2 separate regions of the Homo sapiens genome follow, and region 2 is linked to region 1. A link is an interaction called in ENCODE POLR2A ChIA-PET data of the cell type or tissue named here. Cell type or tissue: K562. All regions are shown on one strand. Region 1 overlaps SEC11A (SEC11 homolog A, signal peptidase complex subunit). Region 2 overlaps ZSCAN2 (zinc finger and SCAN domain containing 2).

Region 1 (4,000 bases):
CCTGGCTAACATGGTGAAACCCTGTTTCTACTGAAAATACAAAAAATTAGCTGGGCATGGCTAATCCCAGCTACTCAGGAAGCTGTAATCCCAGCTACTCAGGAAGCTGAGGCAGGAGAATCCCTTGAACCTGGGAGGCAGAGGTTGCAGTGAGCTAAGATAGCACCATTGCACTCCAGCTTGGGCAACAAGAGCAAAACTCCATCTCAAAAAAAAAAAAAGCATAAAGGAAGCCAGGCACAGTGGCTCACACCTGTAACCCCAGGACTTTGGGAGGCCAAGGTGGAGGACTGCTTGAGCCCAGGAGTTCAAGACCAGCCTGGGCAACACAAGGAGAGCCAATCTCTACAAAAATTAAAAAAATTAGCCAGGTGTGATAGCATGCACCTGTGATCCTAGCTACTGAGAAGGCTGAGGTGGGAGGATTGCTTGGGCCTGGGAGGTGGAGGTTGCAGTGAGCCATGATTCTGCCACTGCACTCCAGCCTGGGTGATAGAGTGAGACTCTGTCTCAAGAAAAAAAAAAGCATGAAGACGTATGTACTACAGTAACAGACTTGCCTGTGGAAAAGCTCTATTCTTAAGATTTGTGTACATCCTGACTTTGAAATACCAGTTTAGTGTTTTATAAACACAATTTCCACAAAAGAAAGTGTTATGTTCCATTACGTGTCAAGCTCAGTAGAGGTACAATCAATGGAAAGTAAATTTATATAGTTAAGATTCTGTGCTTCTGCTGTTCATGTCTTAGGTTTTTTTTTTCTACAGAAACTTCCTTAATGCAGAGAGTACTAGACTATTACATTTTTTTAAGTAACAGCTCAAAATGGTCTATAGTTTCTATGTTGGGATTTTAAAAATAGCATTAAATAGTGTGGAATTTTTTCTTTTCTTTTTCTTTTTTTTTTTTTTTTAGACAGAGTGCCGCTCTGTCACTCAGGCTGGAGTGCAGTGGCGTGATCTCGGCTCACTGCAAGCTCCACCTCCCGGGTTCATGCCATTCTCCTGCCTCAGCCTCCAGAGTCACTGGGACTACAGGCACCCGCCACCACGCCCAGCTAATTTTTTTGTATTTTTAGTAGAGACGGAGTTTCACTGTGTTAGCCAGGATGGTCTCGATCTCCTGACCTTGTGATCCGCCCGCCTCAGCCGCCCAAAGTGCTGGGATTGCAGGCGTTAGCCACCGCACCCAGCCCAGAATTTTTTCAAAAATTGTCCAGAAGACAAGTTGAGTGAAAGCTCCCCTAACCTTTCGTAGGATGATGCATCTTTTACCCAACCAATGGGCCAGAGTGAGCAGACAGAGCTGTAATAAACACTTAAGAATCAAGACCCAGGCCAGATGTGGTGGCTCATGCCTGTGGTCCCAGCACTTTAGGAGACCATGGTAGGCAGGTCACTTGAAGCCAGGGGTTCCAGACCAGCCTGGCCAACATGGCGAAAACCCATCTCTACTAAAAATATAAAAAATTAGCCAGGAATTGTGGCACACACCTGTAATCCCAACTACTTGGGTGGCTGAGACATGAGAATCATTTGAACCTGAGAGGCAGAGGTTGCAATAAGCTGAGATTGCTCCACTGCACTCCAGCCTGGGCAACAGAGCAAGACTCTCCAGCCTGGGCAAAAGAGCAAGACTCTGCCTCAAAAAAAAGAAAAGAAAAAAAAAAGAAGGCCCAGATAAAGGAACACTCAGTTGTACTAGCAGGAGTATAAATGAAACAGGCTTGGCAAAATTTGTCAAAAGCCTTAACATATGAGTATGCTTCACCCAGTAATTCCACTTCTAGGAATTTACTCTGAAGAATGATTGGGCAGAAATGCTGAGATATACATAATAAGGATATTTATCATAACATTGTTCGCAATAAAAAAGCTGGAAACAATCAGAATACCTAACAACAGGAGACTGACTGAATAAAATCTATATGTTCTATCCATAGGATAGAGTATATGGTCTTTCCATACAGTGGAATAGCATACAGCTTTGAAAATGATGATATGATGATAAATATATTGATTTGTAAATACGCTAGTAATTTTTTGGGTAAAAAAGGGGTTATAAGATAGTGTGACCATTCTCCTTTCACACACAAAATGCGTTTTATGTTTGTATAAATATGTACATACTAGGGCTGGGTGCCGTGGCTCATGCCTGTAATCTCAGCACTTTGAGAGGCCAAGACAGGTGGATCATTTGAAGCTGGGAGTTTGAGACCAGCCTGGGCAACATATCGAGACCCCATCTCTACTAAAAATACAAAAAATTAGCTGGGTGTGGTGACACACACCTGTAATCCCAGCTACTCGGGAGGCTGAGGCACAAGAATCTTTTAAGCCCAGGAGGCAGAGGTTGCAGTGAGCTGAGATCATGCCACCCACACTCTAGCCTGGGTGACAGAGCAAGACTGTCTCCAAAAAAAAAAAAGGCAAAAAAAAGTACTCATTAATATTTTTATCTCTACACACAAAGGCTAATATAAACCAAAAAGTTAATAGTAAATATTTATGGAGATCAAGAAAAAGGAGACAAGAAGTGACTTTGCTTTTTGATTATTGATATTTTCTTATGTTTCTACATGAATCTGTACATTTATAATTTGAGGAAAAACAAAGACTCAAAGAGATTGGAGAGTTTAAATAATCACATTAGCAGCATCTTGGGAACTGAGGAAGATGGGGACTAGTATTTCTCAGAAGCACTGATGACCTAATTTGGATTATAAAAGTATTTTTAGCTCCATCAAAGGAAAAGTTCCTTAAAGCGGGGACATATTAAAACAACAATAACAACCACAGCTCTGCAGCAGGCAAAGCACAATGATACCTGTTCTGATCTGATCTCTTTGGCCCCAAACTGAGCATCTCTCGTGCTGTAACTGAGGAAGCTTTCACTTAGCAACTCATACTTCCTTCTCTATGGGAACTGCGTATCTCAGACCTGCTTACTGGTGTAATAACTCTGTATCCATACAGTCTGTTCTAGGTCAAAAGGAGCAGAGGTTCTGACAGTGGCAAAAGTGCCATGTGGCATCTAACTAGTGAGAATTAGCAACTATCCATTTCAGAAATGTTACGCTAGTAATTTTTGTATGATGGTAAGGTGGACTATGCAGCCAGCCACTTACGACCATCAGTATAATCTTAGATACATAACCTAACTCATTTATGTTTCCTCATCTGTAGAATGGGAATATTAGGGTTGTTCTGAGGTTAAAATGTGGTAATACTTGTAAAGCACTTAGAATGAGTCTCTGGTACACAATAAGCCCTAATAAACGTGAGTTATTGTTAATACTATTAATTACATTAAGGGAGCAACAATGCCATACTTCCTTAATACCAACAACTTACAATTCCTGTCCTCCACTGAACTGTTCTCCTGATAAAATCTGAAACAAACAGGCTTAATATAACTTTTTAATTTCATTCAACCTCATCAATTTCAAGACTAGAAATATTATGGATTAAATTAACATGATAAAACTAATTTGGATGAACACTTTTGAGTTATTGACTTAGTACTTCTTAAGAAATATAAATATAACGCCATCTCTACTAAAAAAAAAAAAAATTAGCCGGGCATGGTGGCGGGCGCCTGTAATCCCAGCTACTCGGGAGGCTGAGGCAGGAGAATCGCTTGAACTCAGGAGGCGGAGGCTGCAGTGAGCTGAGATCGCGCTATTGCACTCCAGCCTGGGTGACAGAGCAAGACTCCATCTCAAAAAAAAGAAAAAAAAAAAAAGAAATGTAACTTTCATGAGGCAGGATTAATAGTGCTCTAGACCCCCAGAGGCTAGCATAGTGTGGACGTAAGAGCACATGGAAGGTGCCCACTATTTCTTGAGTGAACCAAATAAGTGAACACATTTTTTAAAATTGTCACATCCAATTCACCATCTCATCACTAGTATTCTATTCTTTTATTGCACCCCACCCAGTTCCTCACCTTTGGAGTAGTATACCTGAAATTTTAGACACTTTTTAAGAAGCAAAATTTT
Region 2 (4,000 bases), 75 kb before region 1:
GGAGCCACGCGGACCCCGGGCAGTAGCCCGAGGTGAGGGAATAGTGGGCCTGGAGCCAGCTGCCGGCAGCTCTGCTGGGGGAGGGGCGTCGGGGTCGCGCTCCGTATCCTGCGGGCCCTGCAGCCCCGATTTACGCGCCGGCTCCGCTCAGCGAACCGTCCCGGACGCGTCTCCCTGGCGGAGAGCTCCTTGCCTCTCCTACCGAGAAGCGCAGGCTTTGGACGGGAAGGGGCATTCGACGACATCCCGCGCAGCGTACACGTTTTACAGATGGGGAAACTGAGGTTCAGAGGGGGCGTGTCGTGCCCCAAGTCAGACCGCAAATTAGCTGACCTGGCACACTTTTCCCAGGCTCCCAAGTAGGAAGAGTTCTCTTACACCATATGCCAGTATTTCTTCTAGTCATTTGAGTAAATACACGTTGAGAGCTTCGGTTTTCCCACTAGCTTTTATTTTTTGTCCTTTTTTTTTTAAGCTTTTGTCAGCTTTTCTCCCCTTTTCATTGAGGGAGGGTTGTTAGTTGAGTCTTTATGATGTAGTAATGATTTTTTAAAAAATTTTTTTATTTTTGTAGAGACTGGGTCTCACTCTGTTGCCCAGGTTGGTCATGAACTCCCGGCCTCAAGCCATCTTCCCTCCTCGGCCTCCCAAAGTGCTGGAATTACAGGCGTGAGCTACAGCGCTTGGGCTAAAAATAATTTTGTATTGCTTTTATAATATTTTAAGTCGTTTGCAATTCCACTGCTTTCAATATTTTGTAGGTGCCGTCCCGTTCTTTTTTCCTGTGAGTTCATTTTTTTTTTTTTTTTTTTTTGAGACGGAGTTTTGCTTTTGTTGCCCAGGCTGGAGTGCAATGGCCTGATCTCCGCTCACCGCATCCTCTGCCTCCCGGGTTCAAGCGATTCTCCTGCCTCAGCCTCCGGAGTAGCTGGGATTACGGGCATGCGCCACCACGCCTGGCTAATTTTGTTTTTAGTAGAGACGAGGTTTCTCCGTGTTGGTCAGGCTGGTCTCGATCTTCCGACCTCAGGTGATCCGCCCGCCTCAACCTGCCAAAGTGCTAGGATTACAGGTCTGAGCCACCGCGCCCGGCTGTGAGTTCATTTTTAAAGGGAATTGAGGACTTACTGTGTCTATGGTTTTTCTGCCCTGCTGATTTTGTGTTTATCCATTATTTTCCTATCAGAAGGATTATCTTAAATCATTAATGATTAATCTTTGTCAATATAATTTTTAAAATATTAAAAACATACAGCGTAATGTGCAGATCTTAAATTTCATATGTTTGCTCTTGTGCCGCCATTGCCAAATGAAGATATTGAAAATTTCCATCATCCCAGAAGGCTCCTTTGAGCCCCTTTCCTGTCATTACCACCTAAAGGTAGCCATTATTATAGCACAGTTTCTTTTCTTTTTTTTCCTTTTCTTTTCTTTTTTTTTTTTTTTTTTTGAGACAGAGTCTGGCTCTTTCGCCCAGACTGGAGTGCAGTGGCACGATCTCGGCTCACTGCAACCTCCTCCTCCCAGGTTCGGGCAATTCTCCTGCCTCAGCCTCCTGAGTAGCTGGGATTACAGGCGCCCGTCACCATGCCTGGCTAATTTTTGTATTTTTGGTAGAGACGGGGTTTCACTATATTGGCCAGGCTGGTCTCGAACTCCTGACCTCAAGTGATCCGCCTGCCGAGGCCTCCCAAAGTGCTGGGATTACAGGCAACCACGCCAAGCCTATAGCACAGTTTCTAATACATGCTGCTATATGGGTGTGTCATAGTTTATTAGCCATTCCCTGCTGCTGGATTTTTAAGGACTCGATTTTTTGGTTATTTTTTTAAGATAAAGTACTGAGGGGCCGAGGCTGGATTGGAGAGTATATGCATGTTTTAAACTTCATACTTAAAGTATGGTAATAATGCAGTTGAGATATTGCCTTTCTTCCAAAGAAGCTCAGAGTGCTTTGACATCTGATCCATTGCTGATCCTTAAGATGCCCCCATAAAAACAGAAACATGAGTGTTATTATCTTTATTAGGTGGTCACCGAGTTTGGTGACTAAGTTGTATGTTAGGTCAAGGTCACACAGTGCAAGTCGAAACTGACTTAGGAGAGTCCTCAGTATTTCAGTCATGGGTTTTTCCCGGGGACTTTGCATTTCTGATACTCATTCTTTGGTGTTTTGGAAGGAACAATGCTGTATTTTTTGTGCTTGGGATACTTTTTTTTTTTTTTTTTTGAGACGGAGTCTCACTCTGTTGCCTGGGCTGGAGTGCAGTGGCGAGATCTGTGCTCACTGCAACCTCCGCCTCCTGGGTTCAAGAGATTCTCCTGCCTCAGCCTCCCAAGTAGCAGGAACTACAGGCCCCCGCCACCACGCCCGGCTAATTTTTGTATTTTTAATAGAAATGGGGTTTCACCATACCTCAGGTGATCCGCCCACCTCGGCCTCCCAAAGTGCTGGGATTACAGGCATGAGACACTGCACCCAGCCTTCTTTTACCACAGAGAGATGTTTTCAGGAATAAGCCATTTTTTCTTTAAGAAGAACAGGAAACGTCTGTTGGTTTGCATATGTAAGGGCCACTTGGTGGTCTGACCTGGGCTTTTGTGAGTTAGATTGCTTTAGGACAGTCTACCTATGGATTATGGTTCTCTTTTTTGTTTCTCAGCGGGACTACTTGTTGATATTTGAGGAGGGAAGTGTCTTACCTGAGAGCCTGGCTGGAGAAGACTGAGGTCCAAGGCTTGAAGCCTAAGTGATTGCCCCAGGACTGTGGATGATGGCTGCAGACATCCCGAGAGTGACCACTCCGCTGAGCTCCTTGGTCCAGGTGCCTCAAGAGGAAGATAGACAGGAGGAGGAGGTCACCACCATGATCCTGGAGGATGACTCCTGGGTGCAAGAAGCTGTGCTGCAGGAGGATGGCCCTGAGTCTGAGCCCTTTCCCCAGAGTGCTGGCAAGGGCGGCCCCCAGGAGGAGGTGACCAGGGGACCACAGGGTGCACTCGGCCGCCTCCGAGAGCTCTGCCGGCGCTGGCTGAGACCAGAGGTACACACCAAGGAGCAGATGTTAACCATGCTGCCAAAGGAAATTCAGGCTTGGCTGCAAGAGCATCGGCCTGAAAGCAGTGAGGAGGCAGCGGCCCTGGTGGAAGACTTGACCCAGACCCTTCAGGACAGTGGTGAGACGCAGAACCTCATAGGGAGAGGGCGGGAGCACCCTTCCAAGGTAGAGGAGTGTGGTGTTTCGGAGGAGGAGAAGGTGGTGTCCAAGGCAGAGTGGGGGGCTAGCGCCATCCCTCTGCTCTGTCTGCAGGCAGTCAGCGTGTTCATCAGCCTTTTAGTGTCCTCACTGTGTGCAAAGTCAGCTCCAGAAGTGCTAGGAGGGCCTTAGAGCTACATTTGAATTGTAAGCACAGTTTTTACTTCTGTGTTTATTTGGAGTGGTTGGGAAGGTGATGGAAGTTAAACGGGAGGAGATGGAGACCCCTGGCACCTTCACGTGGTTGTGCAAGAAACATCCAAATGGTTCTTGCAATTAGAGAAAACAATCTGATATTTTCAACATGACTTTTTTTTCTTTTTTCTTTTTTTTTTTTTTTTTGAAACGGAGTCTCGCTCTGTCACCCAGGCTGGGGTGCAGTGGCACAATCTTGGCTCACTGCAACCTCCGTCTTCTGGGTTCAAGCAGTTCTCCTGCCTCAGCCTTTTGAGTAGCTGGAATTACAGGCGTGCGCCACCACGCCCGGCTAATTTTTTTATTTTTCGTAGAGATGGGGCTTCACCATGTTCGCCAGACTGGTCTCAAGCTCCTAACCTCGTGATCCGCCCACCTCAGCCCCCGAAAGTGCTGGGATTACAGGCGTGAGTCACCACGCCTGGCCCCAAAGTGGTTATTTTTATGAAACCAAGAGAAATGACAAGTAAACCAGCTAATAACTAGGGACTTTCTGTGGTATAAAGTAATCCTGGGCTCTTAAAATCGTAATTTCAAACTTGAGCTCT

Evidence for each region. ChIA-PET counts read pairs that join two places held together with the same protein. Peaks named below come from ENCODE experiments on the same cell type or tissue, not always from the same donor. Only the 100,000 strongest peaks of a DNase experiment are listed, where the experiment ranks them.
Region 2: POLR2A ChIA-PET joins it to region 1 with 6 read pairs; 5 of 35 experiments call an interaction of 5 or more read pairs at or near these places.

The regions. Positions count from the first base shown.
Region 1 is chr15:84,676,579-84,680,578 of GRCh38, forward strand. The region is part of intron 4 of SEC11A (SEC11 homolog A, signal peptidase complex subunit); the gene reads right to left. Among named protein-coding and RNA genes, the nearest start is that of NMB, 20 kb to the left of the region's middle. In K562, no CTCF peak of the experiment used is centred here; no DNase peak of the experiment used is centred here.
Region 2 is chr15:84,601,157-84,605,156 of GRCh38, forward strand. ZSCAN2 (zinc finger and SCAN domain containing 2) reads left to right here. Exons shown (of 3, transcript NM_181877.4): 2 at 2,664-3,177. The coding sequence starts at 2,772. LOC105370947 (a long non-coding RNA gene) reads right to left here. Exons shown (of 4, transcript NR_186225.1): 3 at 2,704-2,829. Among named protein-coding and RNA genes, the nearest start is that of ZSCAN2, 2.1 kb to the left of the region's middle. RefSeq lists a silencer at 71-220 and an enhancer at 2,268-2,896. In K562, no CTCF peak of the experiment used is centred here; no DNase peak of the experiment used is centred here; H3K4me3 peaks cover 716 bases.